2 separate regions of the Homo sapiens genome follow, and region 2 is linked to region 1. A link is a loop called in an ENCODE intact Hi-C map of the cell type or tissue named here. Cell type or tissue: CD4-positive, alpha-beta T cell. All regions are shown on one strand. Each heading gives the region's core, and the rest is flanking DNA. Links, peaks and the distances in the headings are about the cores only.

Evidence for each region. Peaks named below come from ENCODE experiments on the same cell type or tissue, not always from the same donor. Only the 100,000 strongest peaks of a DNase experiment are listed, where the experiment ranks them.
Region 2: it touches region 1 in a loop (18-fold over the local background); 27 of 110 quality-filtered maps call a loop at or near these places.

What each region holds. Positions count from the first base shown.
Region 1 is chr2:148,984,436-148,993,549 of GRCh38, reverse strand. It overlaps KIF5C (kinesin family member 5C), which reads right to left. Exons shown (of 26, transcript NM_004522.3): 16 at 2,352-2,540. Among named protein-coding and RNA genes, the nearest start is that of LYPD6B, 50 kb to the left of the region's middle. In CD4-positive, alpha-beta T cell, for the core only: a CTCF peak has its summit at 3,451 (motif pointing right); a DNase peak (open chromatin) is centred at 3,469.
Region 2 is chr2:147,984,538-147,993,651 of GRCh38, reverse strand. The region is part of intron 1 of ORC4 (origin recognition complex subunit 4); the gene reads left to right. It overlaps LOC105373674 (a long non-coding RNA gene), which reads right to left. Exons shown (of 5, transcript XR_007087258.1): 3 at 5,344-5,469; 4 at 3,481-3,611; 5 at 417-675. Among named protein-coding and RNA genes, the nearest start is that of ORC4, 32 kb to the left of the region's middle. In CD4-positive, alpha-beta T cell, for the core only: CTCF peaks have their summits at 3,428 and 3,631 (motif pointing left); a DNase peak (open chromatin) is centred at 3,651.

The DNA of each region.
Region 1 (9,114 bases), core at 423-8,422:
TGAATGTAAACAAAGAAGATAGCATTTCAGCTGGAAAGACTGTGTCAGATTCCTTAGATCACATCAGAATATAAACAGCCATGGTTTCTGTTACTTTTGAACCTCAGGAAATAATGGTCGAATCTTTGCTATGCATGAATTGTAGCAGAGTGCAAACCTCCACCTAATGGAAGCTGTGTTTGTTGCTGATGCAGAAAGAGAACTTTAGAACAGGTACTCTTTAAACTCAACACATCATAATATTCTCGACTCTGATCTCATACAGCAAAGTCAGTGTCAGTCTGAGACCTGGACGATTCAGAGCACCCCACTGGGCCCTCCTCTGGCTACACCCTACTCCACTAAGCAAAGAGTTCACAGGCCAAAGGAACATGTCCATCTGAACCTATGTCCCCTATAGACCACCCTCAGAGTACTGGGGACCTAGAAACTTCCTACTCCAGGTCTGAAGGCCAGGGCTGGCACTACCTCTTCCTCACCCATTTAAACAAATGGCAGCCGGCATCTAACAGTTCCATCAGTTCACACCGGGTGCAAAAGGGAGTTGGACATGGAGCTGGTATGTCCAGCTTGAAAGAGAAGAGGGTGGGCTGCAGGCCATGGGGTCTCCATGAGTACCCTTGCCTTGGCCCCGAAATGTTAGAGGCAGGCTGGCCAAAACACATGCTTTTGGTATCATAGATGACCTAGAAATCACAGATGAGGTACACTGTTGCCTAATGCATATCATTTTTATTTTAATTTTTTATAAATAACAACTATATAATCATAAAAAAATAAAGTTCTAAAGCAAATCCAGAAAAAGTGGTGTAAACCATAAACCAATCTATGGACTATTTCCCCCTGATATTCCTGGTCTTAGCTGCAGGAATGCAAAGCACAATATAAATCCAACTCAGCATTTTCATTTTCACTTAACTTTATACCATTAGACTTTCCCAATGGCTAGGTTTTTACATTTTTTATAAGAGCTGCATAATATTATTCCATGTAACTTTATCTTATTAGTCTATCAATGGATATTTGGGCAATTTATTTTATTATAATGCAAAATAACACTGTCTTCAATACCTTGCATAAAAGCTTTTAATATTTTTAATCAGGAAATGAGAATACCATATGAAATAAATTTTTTTCATTTTCATTAACAATGAAAAATACTGTCAGTGAAATTACTGGACTAAATTATACTTACATTTTTATGGTTTCTGATTTCCACGGTGCTTCCCAAAAGGACTGACCAAATTATACTTTTATCAACAATGTATGAATATATCAATTTTACTATCACATATTAGCACTGAATAATCTTTTCAATACATTTCTGCTTATTATGCTGGTTATAAAATGGAACCTTGTGGATCCATTTTAGACAGAGAGGTTGGAGATGTTTCTATGATTACACATTATTATGGTTAAAAGCATACCAGAATAAAGTGTGCTTTTGTCCGCCTCAGTATTATTTGACACACCAATCCATGTTGGTATCTGTTTCCTGTTTACTCCAAATGACAGCCTATTTTAATGCCTGGCATAAAGCAGCAAGTAGTATACAACTAGACCCCTCCTGGAAACGTCAGACCCAAATACCAAGCTCAGATATCAGTGGTAGCCCAGAAACTGGGTTGCTGTTTTCTGAAGCTACCTTATTAAACTGAAAATGCCACTCCAATAGGAAGAAGAGCAGCCTTACTCAATAGGCAAGTGAAATGTACCCTCGGGCTTGAAAAGCCCTTGAAGACATGGGTTTTGGGTTCACACACATTTTTTTGAGTCCTAGCTCTGTCATTCACGGGCTGTAGGTGTTTGGACAGACATTTAGTCTAAATCTCAGCTGCCTATCTGAGGAATAATAATAAAACCTGCCTACCAGGATTTTTTTCAGATTAAGTGAGAAAATGCATGTGAAGTACTTAGCACAGTGTATGGTACATAGTAAACACTCAATAAAATGCCACCTGCTACTACTACTATTAGTAGTAGTTTCTGTTTTTCCATATTAAAGTGGACCTATGGTAGAGATTAAAAGATGAGGGAATATTGCCTTACTTACAGGAGTTTTAGAGATTCCACCCAATCTTTTACATTCATTAGCTAGCTAGCCATCCATCTATGGATGGGTAGATAGATATATCCTCGAAAAAGGGAACGGACTCAACAGAATTCATCTATTTCACACAACAAAATGTAGCCCTAGGAATAGACCTGGGCTGCCATCACCTGGGGAGGCCAAGCTTACACAAAGCAGTCCCTCAACTAAGCCTAAGGTGCACCATCAGCACCAGCAAGGGCATGGAGGGAGCAGATCTCAAGACAACAAGAGTGCAATGATGGGGAAGGGAAGGGCCCACCTGGGAGATGAGCAGCTGGCAGGCTGCCAGCTCCCGCTCGCTGGCATTCATCTTCCTGTTGGAGTCCATCTGGGCGCTCTCGAGCTGTTTGCTGCGGTTCACCAGGGACTTGACCTCTGACTTCATCTTGCTGATGTACAGGCGGGCCATGGTAAACTCCTCCTCAATGACTCCATTCACATCTGCCAACTGAGCAAAGAAGGGGACACACTCAAATGTTGCCCACAATTTCCATAGGTTCACGGACTCCCTGGAAACCTGCCCCTGGATCCCCAAGGTGTCCATGGATTTCTGGTTCAGAATCCTAATTAAAGGACAAGCGGAAAGTACTAAACATTCAACCCCAAGTTCTCCTACACCTCAGGTGAAACTTTCAGTTGAAACCCCCTACTAAATATAATCCTCAATTAACTAGGTTTTTCATTACCATCAATTTTTAGAAAGAGAAATGACAGCATAAGAAGAAACACTGAAGATTTTTAAAAGGAGATAACTTCAAAAAGGTATTCCATTCAATGTCTTACACCTTACATCTCTGTAACAGCAGCGACACCCAATGCTCCGAAAGGTGATGCTGAATTCCTATAAAAACTCAAATCAAAACTTCATTAATGTTCTCTATAGTGTGCTTATTCAGGTAGACAAGTAGTGTAATGCCTTGAATATGTTTCTATAAACAAGGATTGAAATAAAAAGGTGTTTCTATGTAGTCCTCAATTAAACAGAAAATCGAATAAATAAGAATGTACTATGAATTACCAAAGGGCTTCTTGATGAAGGTTTCTCAGCATAACTTTTCATTACTACTACCAGTCTATTTTCCTTTGCCTTTTCACACCTGTTCCTTCCAAACAGACAGTAATCTAGCTCATTATTTAAGATCATCTGAGAACAACAGTCTAAATCCACCTTAGAAAAGAAGATTCTGACAGCCAGCATTCCCGCATGATCTATATTTAGTTTCTAAGTTTCAAAGCTCTACTTGAAACAAAAGTTGAAGCAAGCTACTTGGGATAGAAACCCATCCGCTGAAATGCAAACATGGTCTTTAAGAGCAATTGACCAAATGAGCAAGTAACTGTGTGCATATTTTGTTTAGCCACCAGAGTGCAGCCTAGCACCTTAAGAGAAAACAAAGAGCCCTGTCCAGAATCCAGCGCAGAAACACAGGCTTCCACTGGTTGAAAGACAATGACTCCAACCGTGGTTTTTTGATGTTCCACAGTACACTCTGAGTGCCCACCTATGTCGTTATTGATGTCATTCACTCATCATATCACTATCTGTTCAGTAAACATTTGAGGGCTAAAAAAATGGAACCAGGTATCAGCCCTGAAATTTGGTAGCAAATATGAAGTACACTAGAAACTGCTGAGTGCCTGTAGTTTGGCATCAACCTTACCATAAGAATTCAACAACAATATAAATAGCCAACACACATATAGAAAAGGCTCAACATCATTAATTATCAGTGAAATGCAAATCAAAACCACAATGTGAAACCACCTTGCTTCTGCAAGAATGGCCATAATAAAAAAAATAAAAAAAAATAGATGTTGGCATGGAAGTGATGAACAGGGAATGCTTTTACACTGCTGGTGGGAACGTAAACTAGTACAACCACTATGGAAAACAGTGTGGAGATTCTTTAAAGAACTAAAAGTAGATATGCCACTCAATCCAGCAATCCCACTACTGGGTATCTACCCAAAGAAAAGATGTCATTACATGAAAAAGACGTGCATGTTTACGGCAGCACAATTTGCAATTGCAAAAATATGGAACCAGCCCAAATGCCCATCAGTCAATGAGTAGATAAAGAAAATGTGGTGTGTGTGTGTGTGTGTGTGTGTGTGTGTGTAAAATCATGGAATACTACCCAGCCATAAAAAGGAATGGAATAGTGGCATTCGGAGCAACCTGGGTGGAATTGGAGACTATTATTCTAAGTGAAGTATTAATAACTCAAGAATGGAAAACCAAACATCGTATATTCTCACTCATAAGTGGGAGCTAGCTATGAGGACACAAAGGCATACGAATGATACAATGGACTTTGGGGACTTGGAAGAAAGGGTGGGAAGTGGGGTGAGGGATAAAAGAGCACACACTGGGTACAGTGTACACTGCTTAGGTGATGGGTGCACCAAAATCTCAGAAATCACCACTAAAGAACTTATCCATGTAACCAAACACCACCTGTCCTCCAAAAACCTACTGAAATAAAAATTAAAAATTAAAAAAGTTCAACAATAGTACATGTCAAGTGACTCCAGTGTCAACAATACTGCAGAATGTATGTCAACAGCAAGAAAATTGACAAGTATCTATTTCTGACTCTACCTTCATGGAGGTCCTTGTTAAACCCATTTTACTTCCGACTGCCAAAGATCTGCCTACCAAAACCACTCCTCACTATATTCCTTTTCTATTCTAATGGCATGGAGACACTGGGTGAGAAAAGCATGCAATCTTTAAGTTGAGTGTGTTCTGCCACTGTCTTTAGTCCAGTGTAGGAGAAGGATGAGAAACACCTTCCTGAGCCTGACCAGGTGTATCTTACATCTTGTCCAGCCTCTGCAGAAAGACAAAGTAAAACCCATCTCTTCCACATGGAATTCACAGCCTACACCAGCTCCTGGTAGGAAAACGCTGCTGAGCCAGAAGCTCTGGCACCCTGGGAAGAGAATGAATTCCTCTTCTTTTCCAGGTCTGTCAAAGTAGGACACTTTGTCTTTTATGCCTAGATCCCATGTAAATTGAGGAAGAGTAAAAATATAGATATGTATAAAGATGGGCTTCCTCCAAAATAAGAGCTAGACATTTCTTCTCCCAAACCAGAGCTATAACTTCTGAAGCCAGTTCCTGTCCTTGGAGATCTAAAAGGAGATTTTGAGTTTGTGCCTGATGGATAAAAACAATACCCCTAACAAAGGGGTTTTAACTGTGAGGTTTCTTACCACTACAAAGTTCATATATTTAGTGGTTTCATGTTCAAAAGTTTCCAGTAATTTCAGGACACTGTTATTTAAAAAAAAAAAAAATCAGTTTGCTGCTGAAATTTTATTTATAACTGTCCCAGAGTCTGATAATGCCCCCAGTAGTACATACTAGACCATGGGATCCAGTATCAATGACCAACCCAGGAGAAAAGACCACACCGTCATGAAATCTATGGAAGATGTGGCCTGCTGCTTCTACCTGCCTATACAGGGAGTCATCCCTACCTCTCCACCTCCCTACCCCCATCTCTCAAGCATGGAGTGGCTGTGCACGATGATGAACTACTGCCATTCCTAGGCCACACCCAAGGTAAGTAAGGTGCATGTTCACATTTAAAGTCATAAAAGTTAGAATGGGACAAAAAGAAGTCAGTGTGGGCCAAAAGAAAATAAGGCAGCCAGTCCAATTCAGTTCATTTACTCTACCTCAACTTCTATTCAGGTTCTGGCTAAATTCCTTTGAAGGTAGCAAGGTAAGGTAGGCCCCAAGAAATACAAATAAAATCCTAACCCCCCGAATGACTGAACAGACCCCCTCGTGGCCAAGGAGACCCCAGAGAAATGTTAAATACCGAGTTCCAGCCCAGGACAGATTGGGAAGTTGGAAACGCCTGGTCATACACCCTCCCTCGCCAATCAGCATTAGGCTTTCTTCCCCAAGGGTTAAACAGAAGCCAGCCCTTTTGAAATATTCACTCCACTGCTTCACTGCTGATAACCACAGCCTGCCCCTGCCCCTCTCTTTTGCAATTTCAACACAACCACCAACCAAAGTTCCTTCCCCAACGAGAGACCACCAACCATGAAGTGGTTCTGGTTCTGGCCAGGCTACTAAGGCTGCACACAGCCTTCATATCCTCTGCTTCACCCTTTGATGTACAGGGCCTAATTATAATACATTTAAATGTTAAGTCTCCAAATAAAAGTGAACATGGGACCCATGTTGCATACATGTTTTCCTACTACACATGCACATGCCACTCCTTCATGAATCTTCATAGCTCCTCCTGTAACCTGTTGAATAAGTTTATTTGGCCACCCTGTGAAAAACATAAGTCCCTGTCATTCTTCCCATCCTCAAAGTGCTTCTTTCTGGCTTCTGGCCAAAGGCTACACTTCCCAACCTGTAAGAGTGGCCACCCTGCAGGCTGCAACCCATTATGAAAAATAAAGCTCTCCTTTCCAAATGTATGGACCTCATCATACTTCTGTTGACAGTTCAGTGCCACCAGTACATGAAAGGAAGAGAAGGCTCACTCATAAACTTCGATAAAGTTAACATTGGGCTCATCTTGTTATATGCTGGACTCATCTTGTTTTGTTGATGAAACAAAATGACTGGACTCTGGAAATGTTTCAAGACATGATTGAGCTGGGGATATATGGGTTTTTCTGTTTTCTGGCTTTTCAGAGCTGTCATATTCTAGAACTGTGGACTGGGGAAGGCTCCAATAGTCATATTTTTCCCCCATCCCAGAGCCCTACCAGGAGGGACCTTGTGAAAATTAAATGGCATTTTAGGAATAAAAATACAAAACCACTGAAACAAATTCCCTTGATCTGTTCATTTTCCTATATCAAAAGAATTACTATATCAATTCATAGTCATGACCAATAAGAAAAGTACCTGTACCTATAAGGATAAATCTAAAACAAATGTGCAGAAGTCAAGTAATTTCTGAGCCGACAATTTTTGATACTGTCTGAGCTTATCTTGTCATTTTATAAATTAGAAAAATGAAGCCCAAAGAAGTACAGTCACTCATCCAAAGTCATACAACTACTCCCTTAGCTCTTATCACCCTAATGATGAACTCATAATTATATGAAAAAAACCAGAATGATAGAAATGATGGCTATCAATGAAATTAACTAGGACATCCAATGTCTGGAATCCAAAAATAATCTCAAAAATATCCAATTGAGTATTTAAAAACAATCTCAATCTCAATCATAGTTCAGATTCCCAAAGGTAAAGACTCTTTTTTCAATACTGAAGCACCCAGACACTCCTGATTTCATTAGCATTTTCATCAGCTCTATTTTAGAACTTAGCATAAAAATACCTTCTTCCTTTATCGTTATCAGCAGCAAGCATCAACTTCCCATATATCAACTCCACCTTCATATTGTGAGGCCATTTAATCACCTCACATCGAATTTTATTGCTCAACACCAATGTATGGTTCAAAAAATTAAATCTTCAAATATAAAATCACCAAATTGAAGCTTAATAAGATTAACTCTATAGTATCTGAGAAGTCTGTGCTAGAATTAGATTCATTCACAAGGATTTATGAAATAATCAGTTACAATAAAGGTTCCATGAAAGAATGGTTACATTTACGAGCGGTCATGTACTCTAAGCTGGGACCTGTTACACCATCCAAAAACGGCTTTCAACATTTCCCAGAAATAGTCTACAAAAGGAAGCCTGATCTTGGGAGCATTTTCCAGTATTTAACAATCCCAGCTCACGACCTGAGTGTCCCCACTAAGCAGACTGATGTAGAATTCAGCCTTTTAAAGATAAAATGGCTAAATTCAAAGAATTTGGTTTCAGGGAATTGTGACATGTAAGGTAAGCAATGTAATACCATTCCCCAGCTCAACAAAATCAACATATATTCATCAATGACTCCTTTGTATAAGATGCTGTATTATTATAAAGCTATGGTGATCAAAACATTGTGGTATTGGCAGGAAGATTTGATCCATGAAACAAAATAGAGAGACCAGAAACTGCCCCCACATACTTTTGGGGGAGATGGGGACATTCATTATCTTAACGGTGCTGATGGTTTCATGACTGTACACATACGTCAAAATTTCTCAGACTGTATACTTTAAATATGTGCAGCTTTATGTAAATTATACCTCAATAAAGCTTTTTGTTTTGTTTTAAAAATGTCTCTACCCTGTCTTTTTGGTTAATAACAACAATAGCCTTTCTATATTCCAGCAAATTGTTACCTGTTCTGGGCTGATACCATTTTTAACTCTATCTCTTCCTTCTATTCCTAGTTTCTGGACAACTTTATACCACCCCTATTATCCCCACATCTCTTACTTTCTCGCTGTCAACAGCACCAATGGCCAGGTGTGGTGGCTCACGCCTGTATTCCCAGCACTTTGGGAGGCAGAGGCAGGCGAATCACTTGAGGCCAGGAATTCGAGACCAGCCTGGCCAATATGGAGAAACCCCATCTCCACTTAAAAAAATAATAATAATAAAAAAATTAGCAGGGCCTGGTGGCACATGCCTGTAATCCCAGCTACTCGGCAGACTGAGGCACATGAATTGGTTGAACCCAGGAGGCAGAGGTTGCAGTGAGCTGAGATTGCGCCACTGCACTCCAGCCTGGGTGACAAAGCAAAAGTTTGTCTCAAAATAAATAAATAAATAAATAAACAAATAACCAAGAGCACCAATATGTACAACCCCAAGGGATTCATCATGATTGGTCTATGCCAATTATAGTAATCCCAGTCCCCTTTGCTTTCCCAGAAATGTGGAGTGGTCATGTGATCCAGTTCTGGCCAATGAAGTGTAAGGATATGTCTCCTGGGGACTTCTGGGATATGTTTCCCTCCTGGATTAAAGAAGTTGGCCTTTTCAGCCCATCCTGCCTTGGATGTGGTTGAGTGAGGATGTGATGATTGGTACTACAGCAGCTATTTTGCTACCATGAGGCATAATCCTCTGGATTATGAAAAGGAAACAAGCTGAGGACAGGAGAAAGGAAACAGAGAAAAAGCCT
Region 2 (9,114 bases), core at 538-8,537, 1.0 Mb after region 1:
AAATGTCAACTGACATTTCCATTTATCCTTGCAAGATTACCTAAGCATGCTGATGGGGGGATGGACAACATATTCATTAGCAAAACAGAATTGGAGAATATCGTTTCGTTGACTCTAGAATTTAGTCTCCTGTGCTTTTTGCATAAGCTGAAGGGTCTCATTAGAAACAATGTATTATTCCTAAAAGTTTTTAGGGAAAATTTTAAGATTTTTCTAGGATAATTTCTAGGGTAATTTCTAGCAATTCTTAAATAATTTATCTCTAAAGCAATGTTATTTTCAGTTTTTTTTCCTTCCAAAAATAGTTTAATATTTACTAATTAACTTACTGGAGTTGTAGCATATTGTAGGGGCCAAGAAAAAACTTCCCTTTCAGCCTCTGAAGGTTCTTTGAAAATCAGCTGAAAAAAGGCAGATTAATAGGAGAAAGGGCATATGATTTTATTTGATCTTGGTGTTACGTGACATGGGAGCCTTCAGAATAAAGACCTAAAGATATAGGAGAAAACTGCCCATTGGTATGCTTAGGTTCAGCAAAGTCTGGACAGCCATATACTGAGTGGGGAAACCCAGCAAGGCCTGCCTGTCTGTATAGATTCTTCTTGGCCTCTCTGTGCAGCATTCTTTCCTTCCGGGTATGGAACAGCACCCTTTCTGGAATGGGGATCCTATGACCTACAATCAAACAGAATAGGTCAGATATGTCTTTATAGTTAGTTTTTACACAGAAAGATGAGGGCAGGGAACATTAGAGTAATATATTTAGGTTCTGTGGCTGGCTTTGGGGAAAGGGAGTTCTGGTTTCTGTGGACTACCTTGGGGACGAGGGATGGTAGTTTCAGTGGCTAGCCTCAGGAGAATGAGAGGCCAGAGACAGGAAGTTAGGAGATGGTCAGAGAGAGCTGCTTTGGAGGACTTTATTTTGGAGTATCATTTCCTTAGCCCTAGCAGTATCATACTTACATTTAAGTAAACTCAAGTCTGTAAACGTGGCAAAGGAAAAATTTATTTGAATAGTGGACAGTATTCTATTCATTATTCTTCTCAAATGAACATATACCCTGAAGTAATTGATATTGCAAGAAAGTACAGTTCTGTAATTTATGTGTAGTTTGGGGCTTTTCAAGGAAAATTTGTCTACATGTGCCTTCTCACCCACCAATTTTAGTGCCCTAGTCTTAAATCTTGTGTCCCATATAATGCAACCATCCTTCACAAAAATGATATTTTTGTCAGGGGCAGTACCTCACACTTGTAATCCCAGCTATTTAGGAGGCTGAGTCAGGAGGATTGCTTGAGGCCAGGAGTTCATGACTTCAGTGAGCTATTATCGTGCCACTGCCCTAGTTGACAGAGGGAAGCCCCATCTCTTAAACCAAAAACAAAAAAAAGTTTTCGTTGATTCAAGTGTCTGTCGCCCTTATACTATTTATCCATCCAATTAAACACATTAGCTTGGATTCACAAGCTTAAATCCTGAAGGTAGCCTACTTCCATGTGCTCAGAGAACATAGACTACTGTTGATCACTATAATATTTAAGATGTAGTTATGTCAGTGCCAGTAAGATCATATAATGCATTTCCAAAGCTTCTAAAGGATTTCTAAATACGTTGCAAATTTGTGTTAGTTCTTTTGTTAGCCTATATAATTCAGAAGTAAATGCATTTTAAGACGTATACTTTAAAGAAGTCCTCCAACTAGTATTTCTTTTTTATTCATTCATCAACACTACTGCAGAATTGATACTTTGTATCATTTACAAGGTGTATTCCATGGTTAATAATCAAAACAACTGTAGTAATGTCTTTTTTTCATTTTGTGAGACGGAGTCTTGCTCTGTCTTGCCCTGGTTGGAGTGCAGTGGTGCAATCTCCGCTTACTGCAGCCTCCGCCTCCCCGGTTCAAGCGATTCTCCTGTCTCAGCTTCCCGAGTATCTGGGATTACAGGTACGCACCACGACACCTGGCTAATTTTGTATTTTTAGTAGAGACGGGGTTTCACCATGTTGTCTAGTCTGGTCTCAAACTCCTGAACTCAGGTGATCCACCCGCCTCAGCCTCCCAAAGTGCTGGGATTACAGGTGTGAGCCACCATGCCCGGCCAACTGTAGTAATTTCTAAATGTCTTTCTTTACTGAACATATCATAGTATTAACTCTCTGATTATCCTTCTGGGGGTTGTTTATTTCATAACTATTTACCTCCCATGTTCTTGAAAACAACTTTATTGGCTTATTCATGAATATCAAGGCTCTAATAGGTACTTTATAAAGTAAGTACACTTATTAAAAGATATATATGTATGGGGTGCAGTGGCTCACGCCTGTAATCCCAGCAGCACTTTGGGAGGCTGAGGTGGGCGGATCACCAGGTCAGGAGTTCGAGACCAGCCTGGCCAATATGGTGAAACCCCATCTCTACTAAAAATACAAAAATTAGCCGAGCGTGGTGGCGCATGCCTGTAATCCCAGCTACTCAGGAGGCTGAGGCAGGAGAATCGCTTGAACCCTGGAGGTGGAGGTTGCAGTGAGCTGAGATGGTGCCACTGCACTCCAGCCAGGCGACAGAGTGAAAGTCCAGCTCAAAAAAAAAAAAAAAAGATATATATGTATATACGTTTATATTCATATGTGTGTATATATATGTATGTGTGGTTGTGTGTGTCTGTGTATATATGATTCCAGACATACTGCCATGTACTAGTGAAGATTACTGAAATTCAGAGGTTAGAGAGAACATGGCTTTTCTGGAGAATTGCAAGCCTTTTCAATTATTTAATCAGTTTAAGTACCAAGACATTATAAAATATTTTTCTTCATTTTAATATCAATGAGAAAATATCATGGCATCATATTACTTAACTAAAGGTTATCAAACCTTGGAATCATTTAATCTGAATGTGTCCTTAAGTAAATTGTGTCCTTTTAATATTCACTGGCAACAAATGAGGAGGAAAAAAAGATTTTACAAAACTGTCAGTAATTACCATGGTTTATTCACCTGTGGTCCAAAAGTTGATTTGTGTGGAATTATTCTTCAGCTCTGGAGAACTCAAGGAAACATCTCACCAGAGGCTGTGCCCCAACTTGATATAGATAGCATTTTTGAGCTGATCTCTTTAGGAAGAACTAACAGAGTTTACTTATTTTCTAACTTGGAATATATATCAGTATTGGCCCTTATTTCTCCCCACACTCAACCATTCTTTTAACTCTATTTTAATCTTTACCTCTGTACAAACAATCCAACTGGGGGAGAAAAAAGAATGAAAACTAATTCTGATGGACTGAAAAACAGCTTAAATGTATTTTTCTTGCCTCAGTTTCATCTCAAAGGACAGTAACAAAACATGGAAACCACCTTCAAATTTCTCCTAAAATACCTTTCATTTTACGTTATTTGACTGTTTAGCTAGCAAATCAAGAACATTTTATCGAACTGAAGAGAGGCAAAGTTCTGAAATTTTGTCCATACTTACCTATCTTTGAGAAATGTCAGCCGTGTGAAGTTAGGTCCTAGGTAAACAGTAATAGAATTTGTATTTTAACTTTTTTCTAATAAAGGGAGTGGGGTAGTGGTATTGTTTTCGGTGTTTTCTTCTGCCACCATCTGGAAAGAAAGCAGTATTAAACATCTTTTTAATTTACTAAGAGTTCTTTTCACAAAGTAATGCCCCCATCTGCTGGAGCTGTAAGGTTTTGCCTCAAAGTAAGGGTATTAGAGAAAATAATACATGATCATTTGTGTATTTTTGAATTATATTTTCTAGTCTCATCCACTAATTTTACCAAGGTTTTTGTAGGAGTTGTTAGCCAATTTCATCTTCTCTTGATGTGTTAGTTCTTATTCCAAACTAAGAAAAACTTGATATAAATTAGTGTTCTTGGAAAGTGGTGCATGGTTTTTGTTTCTTGTTGTTGTTGTTCCTATTGTTGTTGTTTTTGAGATGAGTCTCGCCCTATTGCCCTGGTGGGAGTGCAGTGTTGGCGATCTTGGCTCACTGCAACCTCCGCCTCCTGGGTTCAAGCAGTTCTCCTGCCTCAAGTCTCCTGAGTAGCTGGGATTACAGGCACGTGCCACCACACCTGGCTAATTTTTGTATTTTTAGTAGAGATGGAGTTTCACCATGTTGGCCAGGCTCGTCTCAAACTCCTGACCTCAAGTGATCTGCCCACCTCAGTCTCCCAAAGTGCTGGTATAACAGGTGTGAGCCACTGCGCCCAGCCGAAAAGTGGTATGTTTTTATATTTTTAACAAATGGGTATGAGAAAACAAAAAATGCTCAGAACAGTCTGAGCTCTGAGGTATGCAGGCCCAGAGAGATGTGAGTAGTATGGGACTTCAGTTATGCCCCCATACTCCACCCCAACTCCCTACCCCCTGCCACTCTGTAGCCAATGGATAGTTTGTTATTTTAATGTAGATTCTTGGTGAACAACTCAGAGCGTGCCTTTTTATTTTTCTTTTTCTCTTTAAAAATCTACTTGTTACTGCTGCTAATGAGCATATTCAGGGCAACTTGAATTTATGCTCCTTGGTTGCAACCCTCAAGCTTGGCTCAAATGAACTCTCTATGTATGTTATTAATTTTGCCTCAACTTCTTTCCTTTTAGGTCAACACATATAAAACTTACATTATTTACAGAAATATTTGTGAATAGAATAAAAAGTTATGTTTATAAATGTTTTAAGTGTATAGATATGAGAATTTTTATAGGTAACACCTAATTTTTGGCTATAAAATCAGTGTTGGAAACATTTTCAAAATGCCCTATAACACAAATTTCTTCTAAAAAGCAGTTTCTTTCCTACTTTTATTTTAAAATTCCAGATGAAGTAAATCTTTTTTTTTTTTTTGCTTTTTGTTTTTTATTTACTAAGCAGCATGCTGTTGACAGGCAGCCATTTTTCATTCCAGGAAAAAGCTGCAGTTGGAACAGCTGAGATTATTTCACTTACATTTTAAAAATAATAACATCTTTAAATTCAGCAAGTGAGGCTGGGCGTGGTGATTCAGGCCTGTAATCCCAACTGAGGCCAAGGTGGGTGGATCACTTGAGGTCAGGAGTTCGAGACCAGCCTGGCCAACATGGTGAAACCCCCATCTCTACTAAAAATGCAAAAATTAGCCAGGCATGGTGGCACATGCCTGTAATCCCAGCTCCTATCTCCTGAGGCAGGAGAATAGCTTGAACCCAGGAGGCGGAGGTTGCAGTGAGCCAAGATTGCAACCTTGCACTCCCACCAGGGCGACAGAGCGAGATTCTGTCTCAAAAAAAAAAAAAAATTCAGTAAGTCAGCTGGATTCAGTAATGTCTCCAAACTGGATTCATATACCTACATTGTGTATTAATGAGCTGACAGTAAATGAATATGTGATGGTGCCACTCGGAACCCCTTCTTGTTATTGATCTTGAACTCTTCCCTTTCCTTAGGGCGTCTGGGTTGAGTAACATGACTTGACCTGCTGATACAGAGACCAAGTAAAATTTGTCAATGTATATATTAAATATTAGTTAAGTTTAATTTAGCTCTTATTTTTTGGATAGATATTTATAGGTAAACATATTACAATACTTTCTTTTTTTTTTTTTTTTGAGACAGAGTCTCGCTCTGTTGCCCAGGCTGGAGTGCAGTGGCTCTATCTTGGCTCACTGCAAGCTCCGCCTCCCGGGTTCACACCATTCTCCTGCCTAAGCCTCCCAAGTAGCTGGGACTATAGGCGCCGGCCACCACACCTGGCTAATTTTTTGTATTTTTAGTAGAGATGGGGTTTCATCATGTTAGCCAGGATGGTCTCGATCTCCTCACCTCATGATCTGCCCGCCTCGGCCTCCCAAAGTGCTGGGATTACAGGTGGGAGCCACTGTGCCCAGCCTACAATACTTTCTTATTCCAGAGGGTTATTTTGCACCAGCCACCTTACTGACCATTTATATGAAAGATAGGAAAAATTGTTTGTTGTTACCTCTTTGACCTGTGCTTGGACAACTTTGAAACTAAATAAATCGGACATGTTCACACCTGTTTTCTCCTTAAATGCTTTTTTTTGGGTACACAGTGTTACAGCTCCTGGCGTCGTAATTACTAGTAAGATGCTCATAATACTAGAGTACTTTTGATTATCCAGCTGAGGTACATGGTTCTTTTTCTTAAACAATTTGATCCACTAATTCTTATTTTTGTTTTTTACCTTATGGTAGCTGTAGAAAAAATAATTTAAAATATGTTACTTTTTGTGTGTGTGTGTGTGTGTGTATATATATACACACACACACACACATATATATATCTATATATGGAAAGTTCTTGTTCTTTTAAATGACAAATATTATGAAATAGAGCCCATTTTGGTTGAAAAAGTATGTGTGTGTGTAGGCAGGCCACATTTTTAACCTAATAAAAATTATAGGAATTGCTGGACTTTAGATATTTATTAAACCCAAGAGATTTTTTTTTTTTTAAAGATCTCAATCTTAGGTTAAAAAAAGTTTCAAGCTGCTCAAGGTGTTGACCCAGCTACTTAGGAGGCTGAGACGGAAGGATCTCTTGAGCCCAGGAATTCAAATCCAGCTTGTGCAATACAGTGAGACCCTGGGTCTAAAAAAAAAATAGTTTTAAGTTCCTTTTTTACACTTCATGTTTTAAGTTTAGACATTTTCTTTCTACTCTGAAGAATGAAATTAGCAACCGTATGCATTCATGCCACTTTTTTTTCATTTTTTTGTTGAATGATTATTTTCACTGTGTAACGACTTATGTTTCCACCTGCTACTATAATTATTTACCTTTTTTTGGTTTTAGTTTTTTATTTTAGTGGATTCAAAGGTCACTAGTGTGTGTGTGTGTGTGTGTGTGTATGTGTGTGTGTGTCTGTATAAAATTGTGTTTTTAATTATGCTTTAGTTGGCTGGATTTTGTCATTGAGTTCCCCATATCCTCCTGCAACACACACACTCCACACAAGGCTTTATTGGCTCTGTGTACTAAATAAGTTCATTCTTATTTGATAAGGCTATACCTGTTACCTTTATATGTGAGTGACATCTTTGCTAGGTATGAGTCTTGGTCTCTCTCTCAGAACTTTGTAGATATTATGACACCATATTTTAGCATTTTTTTCTCCCTTGTAGGTGTTTTTCAGGCTGAGTCCCAGTGAATTCTTTTTTTTAGGCTTGAAATTTAATAATTGAATTACAGTTTTTATCAGTTTTCTTCTTTTCATATTTGATACATTGATGAGAGTTTAGGAGATTTTATTGATGCAAGTATAGCTTTTAAGAGTGAGGTTAAAGTTAGGAACTATGGAGAACTCCTGTAGAATTTTCTAGGCTTGTTTATTATTAACTTGTCTCTTTGTTTAGTTACTGCTAAAGTATTTCTGTTTAACAGTTTTTTGTTTTGTTTTATTAGAGGAGAAAGATTCTCTGATTCCATTTTTTACCATTTTATCTGCACAATTCCTAATTAAAATTCCAGAGTTTCTGTACGAAACATGTATTCCTTTTTAGCGATGGGAAGAAAGTTTATGATCTTAAAAATAAAGATGTGTACAGAAAAAAATACAAATTGTACACATAGACATTCAAAGAGAAGTGAATTGTTGGTATTGAACATCTGTTATAATAACCGTGTTCTTTCAGAATGTATTCCTCTGCTATGTTTTGTCTCCTAAAGAAAAGCCCAGTGATGATTTTGATGAACTTTCTGATGTTTGCAGGGTTTTTTTTCATGCCAGTTGAGACTAACCAACCTCTGATTGGGAGTCAATAGACCTAACAGCTACTGCTGCTGTTAAGTAAGCTATGTCATCTTGGGCAGGTCATTGTATACCATTGCTAGTCAGCAAGCAGAGAGGTATTTGGTAAATTGACCAAACTTCAAATTTGACATGAAGGACTGTCACCAGGAGTTCATCCAGGTTGCTTCTCCCACAAAGTTTAGGATTATGTTAGTCTAAAAAACAGTGATTAGAACTAACCTAAGATGAGGAGCTTAAGTTAGTTGTGCAAACTAAATGGAGGGCTTTTATGTTCTATTTCTAAGGTAGGAAAACATTTGACATCTGAATGGCTATTGAGCTATATGTAGGAATAAGTTGTTAGTGTCAGCTATTTTCTAATTCTGTCTTTAGATGTTAAGAGAGTTTACTAAGGCTGGGCACGGTGGCTCACGCCTGTAATCCCAGCACCTTGGGAGGCCGAGGCAGGCGGATCACGAGGTCAGGAAATCGAGACTATCCTGGCTAACATGGTGAAACCCCGTCTCTACTAAAAATACAAAAAATTAGCCGGGCATGGTGGCAGGCGCCTGTAGTCCCAGCTACTCAGGAGGCTGAGGGAGGAGAATGGTGTGAACCCGGGAGGTGGAGCTTGCAGTGAGCCGAGATAGCGCCACTGCACTCCAGCCTGGGCAACAGAGCGAGACTCTGTCTCAAAAAAACAAAAAAACAAAAAAAACAGAGAGTTTACTGAATAGTTATCATTATTGTTGGCCAAACAGAGTTAGTCTAAAATACATTATGCAGAATCAGTGTGGTAGACAAAGAGGCTCTGAGTGAGGGTTTGGATCTGAGGAAGGCATCATGAGAAAGAAGAGTTATAAGTACTCATGAAACCTCAAGAGCAGTAAAGGATGTACTTCATAATTTTTAGAATTTATCAACAAGCAACCCTTGGAAAGCATAGGAATGGAGAATTACAATAAATAAGCCACCTCAGTTGAAAAATGGGAGTATGAATATACATGTGATTGAGTCTTGAGATTATTTAGTCATCCTGCTTTAGTTAGCATGTAACTATAAAATTTCAAATACAGATACAGTAAGTAGTGGTCAGTGAATATATTTCAGAATTCATCCCTTCCTTTGTAAAGGTATAGATTGTAGGGGACTTACTGTCATGGGGAAATGCACATAGGCAATTTAGAGAGCAGACAGCTTTAGATGACACATTTTTACAATTCCTATAATTTTTGTCCTTTGTCAATACAGAAGTAAATTTAAAATGGTCAGTAGCTCTCTGATGTATAGTAGTGCTCTGGAACTGCAGTAATGAGAATTTCCTCCATACGCAGTTGACTCTTGAACAATGTAAGGGTTAGGGGTCGAAAC